Regions from separate parts of the Homo sapiens genome. Here region 1 is linked to region 2. The links are chromatin loops, found by intact Hi-C in ENCODE. Cell type or tissue: gastrocnemius medialis. All regions are shown on one strand. Each heading gives the region's core, and the rest is flanking DNA. Links, peaks and the distances in the headings are about the cores only.

The links. Hi-C counts contacts between places; a loop is a spot of excess contacts. Peaks named below come from ENCODE experiments on the same cell type or tissue, not always from the same donor. Only the 100,000 strongest peaks of a DNase experiment are listed, where the experiment ranks them.
Region 1: it touches region 2 in a loop (2.8-fold over the local background); 2 of 110 quality-filtered maps call a loop at or near these places.

Annotation. Positions count from the first base shown.
Region 1 is chr4:123,403,788-123,409,685 of GRCh38, forward strand. No RefSeq gene overlaps it. Among named protein-coding and RNA genes, the nearest start is that of SPRY1, 9.9 kb to the left of the region's middle. In gastrocnemius medialis, for the core only: no CTCF peak of the experiment used is centred there; a DNase peak (open chromatin) is centred at 3,354; H3K4me3 peaks cover 237 bases; H3K27ac peaks cover 2,500 bases.
Region 2 is chr4:123,891,565-123,897,462 of GRCh38, forward strand. All of the region lies in intron 4 of LINC01091 (long intergenic non-protein coding RNA 1091), which reads left to right. Among named protein-coding and RNA genes, the nearest start is that of LINC01091, 240 kb to the left of the region's middle. In gastrocnemius medialis, for the core only: no CTCF peak of the experiment used is centred there; a DNase peak (open chromatin) is centred at 3,207; H3K4me3 peaks cover 572 bases; H3K27ac peaks cover 2,291 bases.

The sequences.
Region 1 (5,898 bases), core at 2,075-4,574, 490 kb before region 2:
ACTATTATGATGATTTTTGCTTATTTGCTTTGACTTTTTCTTCTTACACACCCATTTTACTTCTTTCCCTATAGATGTTGAATCTAGACATAGGTGAGCCCAAATTATGAACTGGATAATTAGGTTGGTGCAAAAGTAATTGCAGTTTTGGGTCATTTTTAATGGCAAAAACACAGTTACTTTTGCACCAACCTAGTATTTCCTGGAAAGTGCATTAATCAAAATTTTGTAATCCAAATTATCTTTTAACAAATGCTCAAGTGAGTTATTTTGTACAGTAAAAATTTTTTGTAATACTCTCTCCCTACTTTGACTATTTTGTAAGCATGAGGTTTTGTGTATATTATAGTTTCTTGAAATGGGGCATATCTACAGTAGAAGCTTTTTTAAATGTTTATCCTAACTTTTAAGTTAATAAAAAGTTAGATTTATCAGCTAGACTTAATGAACTTAGTTCTGTAGATATGCTAGGAGTCGCTGGTACTGTCACTTTAATAAAGCATTCTAGAAGTTACCAAGGGAATAATTCACAGTATCAGAGACATTTCAAAAACATTCCTGTCCCTGTCTTTTCACTTGTTTCGTAAGTCTAATGTGGCCTGACCAAATTACACCTCATCAAGTCCTGTGCAATAAGAAACCTGAAGGCCTAAAATTTTACGTAGAAAAAGTGTTTTAAATCTTATTTTTTAGGCTGGTGAAACCACTACATAGCTGGAATCTTTGGGTCTGATAAAATATTTGGTCATTTGAGTCCTCAGAATACACCGTTTTTAAGTTTGATAAAATTTTATTCATGTGAGTCCTCAGTCTCACTAACTCCCTAAGTGATACATCAGTCATTATCTGCATTTGAAAATAATTCTTTGCATTTGAGAATAAGATACTGACATAATTTGAACCCAGGTTATCAAAGCTCTTATCCAGCTTTTTGTTTTGGTCATTATTCATGGATGGCTCGGCTGTTAGTTTAAGACTACGTATTTGTTCTTTGTAAATAGGCTTTGACTTTGTTTTATATAGACAAGGTATAATTGGTAGAAACTTGTTTTAGTCCTTTTCCATCAAGCCGCTAAACCTATTAGTTGGCAATGTGATATTTAATCCATCAAATATTTCCTTTATGCTTTGAAAGCAGGAGGATTTTTAAAAGTAAATAGTTGTTTTGGAGGCTACTTCATGATCTGTAGCACTTAAAAATGTGAACTTGAGTGTTTTCCTCTGATATTCAAGTTATGTGATGTTATCACTGGTCCTTTCATATTTATAGAGTATTTTCATTGAGATGTGGCTTCTTAATGAAGTATATGAACACAGACTTCTTCAAAATACTCTTTGGGGCTTTTTTCCGGTATTATTCAGACCCTTAGTATAATTAGTTGGAGTCAGAGCTGTCTTTAGCTGTAATAACCAGACTAAGAAGCAGTAGCTTTTACTGAAAGAAATTTATAACTTTTATGAGAATGAAGTATGCTGTGGAGTTTTAACTTCTGGCTATATATATGCAGAATACATGAAAAATATTAAGATGCTGGTCTGCTGCTTCGAGGACTGTATATGAACTCTGGCATAATGGCAAGTCTGTACTTGGAAGGAACGATCGGTTAGAGGTTCAGATTTCTAAGAGGCTTGTCAGGTGGCAAAGCATAAACACTGATTCGAAATGTCCTCCTTTGTGATGGTTTAAACCTAGGAAGAAGAAATATAAGAGTGTGTCCTCATAAGAGCTTATGGGCCCTAGGCTCTTGAACCTAATGCTGATCATCATTTTAAAGTGCTTAGACTTTGAAAGCATCAGCTGAAATTTTTTACAATGCCGCTGCCACTTATTTAATACTGTTGAATGAAAAACAACATGCCAAACAGATGGGATAACCTTTTTATTCCACACATTTGTCCCTCTTCCCCTACTAGTACAGCTTGACAGAATGGATGTTTTTGTTACCTGGTTCCTTTCCAGTATATTTTCTGACTGCCAATTTTTTCATTTCAAACAAGCCTTATTTAGATAGTTTAATAGTGAATAAACCAACATAGGACTTTTGTAATTGAGTAGTTTCCTGTTTACAGAGTTTATAAAATGTAACCTAGCAGAAAAAATGGAATGTGAAAAAGTAGACTTTTTTGTGTGTGAAGACCTAAAGTGAATCTGCAAATATAGGATTATAATTACATGGTTTCCAAAATTCAAACCACAAAATATTTCCATTATTACTAAAAAATAAAAATTAAAGCTTTAAAAATAATGGTCTTTAAAGTGAAAAATAAGTTTAAAACTATGTTTTTATCCTAAAATCGATAATGAAACCAGACTCAGGTGATTAATTTCCAGAGGATTTAATTTTTGAAATTATCCATTTTTCCTAAATCTTTTTTTAATGGAGTGGTGTATTTCGTAGCAGACTATCTATCGATATCTATAGATAGATATCTCATTAAAAAACAATCCCTTTTGAAATATATTGAAATATTGAAACAAACTGGAAAAGTGTCTAAAAGCAGTTCTCATCCTAAACTCTCACTATACATTTTCTTTTTAATTGGCAAGAGTGTTGGTGTTTTTAAATATGTTGAAAACAAAATTTTTAAGTCCTTTTGGCTAATTGATGGTTGGATGGTTGTTTTTTCCATTACTTCACTGATTAGCTATAATCAAAATAGCCATGTATATACTTACCTGATAGCTATTGATTCTTATAGTAGTCTCTCAGATTATTACTAAGCCATTTTGCTATTATTGAACACCTCATAGGGGCATTATTCTGTATACAGTAGAATTCTAGAACTAGAAATATATCTTAGAGTTTATCTTAATGTTTCTCAATCATGTATGAAAAGAAATAGATATCTAGTTTAAAAATTAAAAATTCAGAAGTGTGTGTCATAGCTCAGACCTGTATTAGAATAATCTCCGGGGGTGGGGGCCTGGTATTCGTTATTTTCAAAAAGCTTTTTGGGTGATTGTATCAGGCAACTTTGGAACTGATTTATGTAGCTCACTGTCTTCATTTTGAAGATGTACAAACAAAGTCATGGCTTGAGAAGAAAAACTGTCCATGTTTTAGCAAGGGTAAAGCCTGAACTCTTTCATCTGACACAGGATTTTCTTCATTTCTTGTTTGTTTGCTTTTTGGGATGAGGTCTCGATCTGTCACCCAGGTTAGAGTGCAGCAGTGGCTTGATCACCACTCACTGCAGCCTCAACCTCCTAGGCTCAAGCAGTCCTCCTCTGCCTCAGCCTGTGAAGCAGCGGGGACCACAAGCAAACGCCACCATGGCCAGCTATTGGTTTTTTTTTTTTTTTTAGTGGAGACAGGTGTCTCCTTATGTTGCCCAGACTGGGCTTAAGCTGTCCTGCTTCAGCCTCCCAAAGTGCTAGGATTACAGGCGCAAGCCATTGCACCTGTCCTCATTTCTCAGCAGCCAACTCAATCAGTGTCTTTCTGCTGCAATTAGCCCTTACTATTCCATCCTCTTTACCAGAAAATTTTTCCTTCATAATATATTTGACCATAATTTAGGAAATGAAATGTTTTTCTGCATATATTATTCATGCTTAGCTATCAGGAATAAGTAGTAAATGACTTCATTGCCGTGATTATTTTTCATATGTTAATATTAAAATTAACAGTTTGAAAGTGGAGCTTGTGTTTCCTCTGGCTGGGTTTATATGGTAATAATAGAACAAATGGATTTAATCAGTTTGTGAAAGGAACAGTAACTTGGCATCTAGATTTAAGAACTCATGTGATGGTATTTCTTATCATTTTTCTGGCTGCAGTAAGATTACAGTGATTAGAAGCTGCTTTAAATTGTATATTTTGCATTATTAAAGAGATGGATGTCGTCTTGCAGACAGAATCACAATAGATATGGCAATAATTCTATTGCAGAAACTATCAGAGAAGCTAGAACTGTTTGAACTGGATATTTAGGTACAGTATACTAGAAGCATCATTCACCAATGATGCTTTGTTTAGTCCAATAATATTTTAGTCCAAGAATCTACTTAGTCGATATAAAATAATCAAAATTATAATTTGATAAAATCAGAATAGTAATTTTTATGATAAAATAATCATAGAATCATTATTTCCTTCCTAGTAGAAGGAAACTTAAAGGTCATCTAATCCAGTCTTTTTATTTTAGAGATGAGAAGTCCAGGTTAAGAGAGGTTACTTGCCTAAAGTCATGATCTATTTGTGAAAATGAAGTAAATTGTATTAACTACTTGCTGGGCTGGGCGCGGTGGCTCATGCCTGTAATCCCAGCACTTTGGGAGGCCGAGGCAGGTGGATCAGGAGGTCAGGAGTTCGAGACCAGTCTGACCAACATGGTGAAACCCCGTCTCTACTAAAAATACAAAAATTAGCTGGGCGTGGTGGTGTGCGCCTTTAATCCCAGCTACTCAAGAGGCTGAGGAAGGAGAATCTCTTGAAGTCTGGAGGCAGAGGTTGCAGTGAGCCGAGATCATGCCACTGCACTCCAGCCGGGGCAACAGAACGAGAGTCCATCTCAAAAAAATAAATAAATAAAATAAAAATAAAAACTACTTGCTGCATTTGTACACGTGGTAAATGGCTGGAAGGAAGGAAAGAGACGTTGATTAAGGGGAGTGGAGGTTGAACAAAATTTCAGATTATTTGTGTTATAAAATTGAACACATTTGTTAAAGCACAATGGATTAATGATAGTCCATTGCAGAGAAATAAGTGCCATGAGGAGGGAGCCAGACAAAGCAAACAAGATGCAAGTCTGAGAAAACTCAGTTCCAGTTTGGCTAGCAGTGGTTCTCAGCCTTAGCCGCACATTAAAAGCAGCTGAGAGCAAAAGACACCACCCTCAGCAATGAACAAAAGTCTGTGCCTAGACCCCGCCTTAAGCTAGTTAAATCAGAATCTCTGAGAGTGGGCCTTGGCTTTCCTTTGTTTTAAAAGCACCCCAGATGATTCTACAGCTAGTCGAAACCCTCTGAGTTAGATCATAGGTATGTATAGGGGAATTGTGGGAGATTAAAATAGCAGAGATTAAGATAGGAAGGCCAATTTAGAAAAAGAAAGCCATAGGTATTATGGTCCTGACACAGCTTGTAGGTTAGTAGGAAGGGAAAGGGGGCGGGGTGTGAATGAGAGAACTATGGTCCATGGGGAATCTATGGGACTTTGCGGTTATTTGTATGTGGATTTCAGTTGGAGGAAAGAATTGATACTGAGCTTTTGGATTTAGGCAAATGGGAAAATGACAGTTCCATTAAATGAGTGGGATTTGTTTGGGGTATGTGGGGTAGGAAATGTTATTAGTTCTATTGGGATAAACAGATAATTATGAAAAAAAGTCTAGAGTTTAAGAGAGGTTAGTGACGGCCCATCATTCACATACAAGTGATAGGAGGTCCACAGTGTAGATCCCAAAGGAAAACAATGGAATTAAAAGCAGGCTAGAGACAAACCTTGAGGAACATACCTACATTTAGGGAGCAGAGAGAGGATATAGAGCCAATCAGTAAGAGAGATGGTCGAAGAAGCATAGGCACCAAGAGATTGGTATGTTTTAGAATCTAAAGGAGAAGACTTCTAAGGTGGAAATTAGTAATCGAATGTCAAAAGCTGCAGAAACTCCCAACTAAATTTAGTGAGTGGTATTTAGGTGAAGTTGTAATGAAAACCAGATTGCATGGGATTAGGAAATGAGTGGGAAGTAAGGATATGCAGGGTAACAGTTTCAGGCTGTTCACTCTAGACATTTTGAGATGATGGGAAAGTAACTAGAGGCAGGTAAACAGCTGAGAGTATTTTTAGAATAACAGAAACTTGAGCCTTTTTGCAGAAAGACAGCATGGGCAGTTGAAAGGGAGAAGAGGGAAGAGCGGGAGGGTCACAATCCTGGAAGAGGGAGGAG
Region 2 (5,898 bases), core at 1,808-4,307:
CTTTAAAAAATAAAAATGAAAAATACATATTTCTCAGCTTATCTTTCTATTCAAAACCTCCCACTTATGGCTTTCTTGTGTGTCTATGTATTTGTTTGGTTTAGTATTAACCAATTGACTTAAATGATGACAAAGGAGAGTTGGCATGCATTTGCAGTCGGTGTGTAATTAAGAGGATGTAATTAAGGATTATTGCTGGATGTATTTACATTAGGGATGTAATTAGGAAGAAAGAAGAGTCAGTTCAATAGCCAAGGAATGGATGCCAATATGTGCTTGGAAACTCAGACACTGAAATGTATTTCTTTGTAGGAGGAACTTCCTTGGTCATCCCAGTCATGTGCTGTAAGGGCAATGAAAGCAGTGGAATAAGGAGGAGTCTGGGAGCCACTGTGCCCAGAACCATCAGCCTCAAGCAAATCATCTTCCCTTGTCCTCTTGCTCTCATCTTACCCTTCCAGACAAAATCTATGGTGTACTATTTTTATGTGCGTTCTTATTTCTCATGAGTAGACACATTAACGTGATGAGTTTAACCATAGGTCATTTTGTTTATGAGTCTCTGGTTAAATGTTAATAGCCTGAAGTCAAGTATCAAACAAGAATTTAGAGCTAAAGATCTTGCAAGTTGTACTTACTGCCTATCCAACAACGTTAGGATCCAGCCAATCCTGTTTCTTTATATGTTTTAATGTTATCAAGAGTGAACACTTACTATGCTTTTTAAATGCCAATAACTGTTCTGAGCATCCTGGATATGTTAACTCATTTAATCTTCATGATGTGCACATGAGACAGCTACTATTATTATAATTTCTATTTTAAGGTTGAGGAAACTAAGTCAATAGAGAGGTTAAGTAATTCACCCAAAGTCACATAGCTGGTGAGAGGCAAAGCTAGCTATGACTGCAGAATCTGTGCTGTTAACCACCATACCACCATCTGTGCCTTTTTACAGTTGCTAGATAAATCTTTTGTGATCATCTCTTATCATAAGAAGGGGTAAAAATTATTGGATTGGATGTATGCTGCATTGTTCATATTGCATAGACAGTGATGGAGAGTTTTCTCCAACTGTGTAAGTCTGTTTTTTGTTCTGAATATACAGCTTGCGCCACTACAACATCACTTGACATACTCTCTAATATCACCATGCAGATTCATCGTCATCCTGTCTGTCGTGTGAATAACTCATAGCCTCAAGATTAGCACAATAAAAAGATTCTTAATAAAACAACATGAGATTCTACTCAAAGACTTGAAGGAAGCTGATCTCATGTCCATTAAACTGCTAGTTGGATCTGTTTGAAAAACTTCCAAAGGGTTAGTATATGTGTTTCAGTGCAGTGTAACGAAAATTCAGGACTGGTGGGGGATTTAGTAAAAGTTAAAAGAAAAGAGAAGTTAAAATCTGAAGCAAAGCAGACTTTTCAGAAACAATTTCTTGTTCCTCAGTTATATGGAGCCTTCATATGTAGAGAAAGGTTAACCTTAGATAGAGCTTGCCCTGCATATCAGTAATCTTTATTATTGAGACACAACAACTTTATTTCATAATCATTTTCTTCCGGCCAACCAGCTGTGATTACTCAAGGAAGATTAACTAAAACCTGATGGATTTCAGCCCCTATTCAGCAATGCCAGCCAAATACTATAATTACACAGGATGCAGGCTGAGATAATGTCGACCTTGTACTTAGAGATTGTCCTAGATAAGTTGAACGGTCAGATTTGCAGGTCGGGTTTTTCAATCACTGGGGCTGTATCTGTAAAGGGAAAGAGACAGCAAAAGAGGAAGAAAAGCAAGCAAAAGACCTCTCATCATTTTAGCCATCCTGAAAGAAAGCATTTAATAAAGACAAAGACTTCAACAGATAGGAGTGGGTTCACCAGTGCAGATTTTAGAGGCTGTGTGGAGGATGTATCGTTCCTAAAGTAAATGTAATTTCTGCCCCTCCTGAGTCCATGTATTATGTGGATGGGGCGTGTGGGAGCCTTTCCATTTGGCAGTTTGCACGGCACGCTGCTGATGTTATGAAATTTACATTAAGTTGGAAAAACAGTCTTTGTCATACCTTGTCCTTTTGGAGGAAATGGATTTCCTTAACAAGAGCACCACTTTATTTCCCCTATGAATTCAGATATGGAACACATTGCTGCATGGCGTTCTACCAAATAGAAAGGCTGCTAAGGAAGGGCTTATTATTCTAAAAATTTTAATGACCCAGAAGCAAAATATTTTTGGTCCTTATATTGTAGACATAAATGCTTAAGTTCAGATTTCAAGTGCCAAGACCTCTGAGATATTACTGTTGGAACTCAACCAAAGATGAGGGATGCAGGAGGTATTTGTTAATGGTTAATGAATAATTCCCTAAATCATTTGGTTATTAACTAGTTCAAAATGCCTCACCTCTAGATCTTTGTAATTTTATTAAACTACGCAAAAGTTTCCCTGCTTTAATAAACTTTAAGTTAAATGTGAAAATATTTTACATATATCAAATGTGCTTTCCTTTTAGTTTAATGATTTCTGAAATGCTGCATATTCAGACCTTTGTGCCTTTGCCCATGGTCCTTCTTTTTTAAGGGATAGCTTCGTTCCTACTCATTTTCTCCTAGTGAACTCCTATTCATTTTTCAAAGCCTACATCAGGACAATATGTTTTTGTTATTTTTATTACAATGTTTCTTTTTCTTTCTTCTAGTAATTAATTGCTCCTTCCCCTTTGGGTTCATGGTATAATATTCCTTCCTCCATTATACTGTGTATCACGTTTTATTACTATTATTATTTTTATTAGTTAATTGGCCATTTCTCCAGCTAGAGCTCTTTAAGGACATTGATGGTGGCTTATTTTTCCTTTGATCACTAGCATAAAAGAACCAGGAACATGATAGGCATTTAATAAATGTTTTTTTGAATGCATGAGTGCATAAGTAAATAGTGAAACAGGTTATTCTAAAGAAACAGGTTAGTTTTTAGAATAGCTGCTAAATTTTTGATCTTTCAAAATATCAAAGAAGATTGTGTTTTTAATATGTAAGGCCAATTGTAGACTCGGAAGCTACTGAAAGATGATATTGCTCTTTTTTTTTTTTTTTTTTTTTGAGACGGAGCCTTGCTCTGTCGCCCAGGCTGGAGTGCAGTGGCGCAATCTCGGCTTACTGCAAGCTCTGCCTCCTGGGTGCACGCCATTCCCCTGCCTCAGCCTCCGGAGTAGCTGGGACTACAGGCGCCTGCCACTGCGCCCGGCTAATTTGACATTGCTCTTAAAAGTATGTTAGAACACTTCCTTATTCTTCATGCATCCATAGAGAAAAGGAAAAGTCTTCTTAACTCTCCGGAAGAATTAATCAGAGGAGCATTTCTAACTTCTTTCCACCCACTCACTCACTCTCCTTCCACTGACCATTGAAAATGGGGGAAGAAAAAAGGTACGGTTGGCTCAAGGTTTTCTGGATCCTCCCCAAGTTTCTTTGGCTCTGCTGTTTACCTTCTGGCAGTCGCAACAGAGGAAACCAGCATCTTTAGATGAGTGAGTGCTATGGATTGAATGTGTCCTCTCAAATTATTGTGTTGGAAACTTAATTGCCAATGCAATAGGGTAGGGTCTGATGGGAGGTTTATAGGTGGAAGGGACTAATGCTGCTATAGAAAGGTCTTGAGGGACTGAGTTATATCTCTTCAGCTTTTCTGCCATGTGAAGACATAGAGTTTGTCTCTCCCTTGCTCTTCCTTCTTCTGCTGTGTTAGGATGCAGCAAGGAAACCCTAATCAGATACTGGCATCTAGATCTTGGACTTTGCAGCCCCTAGAACTGTGAAAATACAGTTTTAGTGGCCTGGTGTGGTGGCTGACACCTGTAATACCAGCACTATGGGAGGCCGAGGTGGGCAGATCATGAGGTCAGGAGTTCAAGACCATCCTGGCCAACATGGTGAAACCCTGTCTCTACTAAAAATACAAAAGATTAGCCGGGTGTGGTGGCGGGTGCCTGTATCCCAGCTACTTGGGAGGCTAAAACAGGAGAATTGCTTGAACCCAAGAAGCAGAGGTTGCAGTGAGCCAAGAAGAGGCCATTGCACTCCAGCCTGGGCGACAGAGCAAGACCCTGTCTCAAAAAAAAAAAAAAAAAAAAAAAAGAAAAGAAAAGAAAAGAAAATACAGTTCTGTTCTTTATAAATTACCCAGTGCATGGTATTCTGCTCTAGCAGCACAAAAACAACTAAGGCAATCGGTATTTTCAATGTAGGGTATATTATTAGGCCTGCAGAAGAATGTGGCTTAATCAGTAACCTAAAGCTGTTCATTTTTATTGATAACAAAGGTAATACTTGACCTTAATTTATCTGACTCCTATGTTCATCTTTACTAAGCATCCAATCTCAGGTAGGGGAAAGGAGGCATTAATTATTGTTCCCTACTACTACCAAATAAATCCAAAATAATGTCTCTAGTTGTACATTCCCAGAATATTGTGGAATTACAAAATTTTAGTGAACTCTTACTATGAATACACTGTAATTAATTCAAATTTAATATTTTAAATTACACAGTTGAGGCAGAGATACCAAACAATCTTATTTACTAAAAAAATTATTTGAGAATCACTTAATCGTCAGCCTTTTCAGAGAATGACGTCAGGCACGTAGGACTTGTAGAGGTCTAAACCCTCATCCAGTACAAGTGTTGAATAGAGACCACATTCTGGTTGAAGACACTAAGCCATCTTATTTCAGCCTGAATCTAGTAATCAGAAGCTCACTAACTCTTGATGCCTCCTGCTTGCTAGTTAGATAACTCCAAAGATTAGAGAGTACATTATTTTATTGAGTAATTTTTTTCTTTGTAAATTTTTCTAATTGTACTCTCTGGTGGAATATAAGCAAATCTATTTTATATTTTTTCCACTATAAATCTTTAGATTGTAATGTTATTTCTTTGAAATCAGGGACCATATATCTTTCATATGCATATCCTTTCTCTGCTTAATATTAATATAAAAAACATCTTTTGAGCACTAGGCACTGTGCCTGGTGTTTGTCATAAAAATGAATAAGATATGATTCCTTTCCTCAGGAAGGATATACAAAAAAAGGCTATACAAAGTATATACAAAGAAATGCATACAAGCTGTGGTATAAATTGCTGTAATGGAAGCATGTACAAAATGCTAAAGGAAGCTAAGAGAGCATCTAATATGGCTTAGGAAAAGAGGCTGACCTAGCTATGGAGAAATTTTTTGGGTGAGTCTTAAAAGAGAAATTTTCCTGGCAGAAAAAGAGGGGAAGAATTTTGGAGTCAGTGAGATCAGCATGTCCAAAGGCACAGAGGAAAGAAAGTTGGCAGCACACATAGTAAACATCAGTGTTCAAGGTTGCTGAAGTGAGTGAGTGTGTGGAGGGTGGCAGAAGAGCCCACAAATGAAGGTGCTTAGAACATGAATGGCTTCCTATAACCTGCTAAGGATGTGGGTATTGACTTAAGGAAAGAAAAGCCACTTTAAGATGTAGAATAGGAAAGTGGCTATGTTACATATATTAGAAAAATCACATAAGCAGTAGTACAATGGAAATGTGATGAAATTAAAAGCAGGAAGATCATTTAGAAAGTTCTTGTTTGCTTGTTTGTTTCTCTTTGGATTTTTGCAATCATACAGATGACTGCTGAATAAGGGACAGTGGGAATGGAGATTACAAATAAAAGATGGACACGAAGGATATTTAGCATGTAGAGTATATAGAATTTGTGGTTGGATAAAGGTGGGATGAGGGACAAAAGAGATTTAGGAAATAAAAGAAGTTTGTACAGGTTTGTTTCTTCGGGGTTGTTCAGGTGAAAAAAAGTTCAGAATAATACAAGCACTAAGGCATGAATCTTCGAAGAGAGTTCCA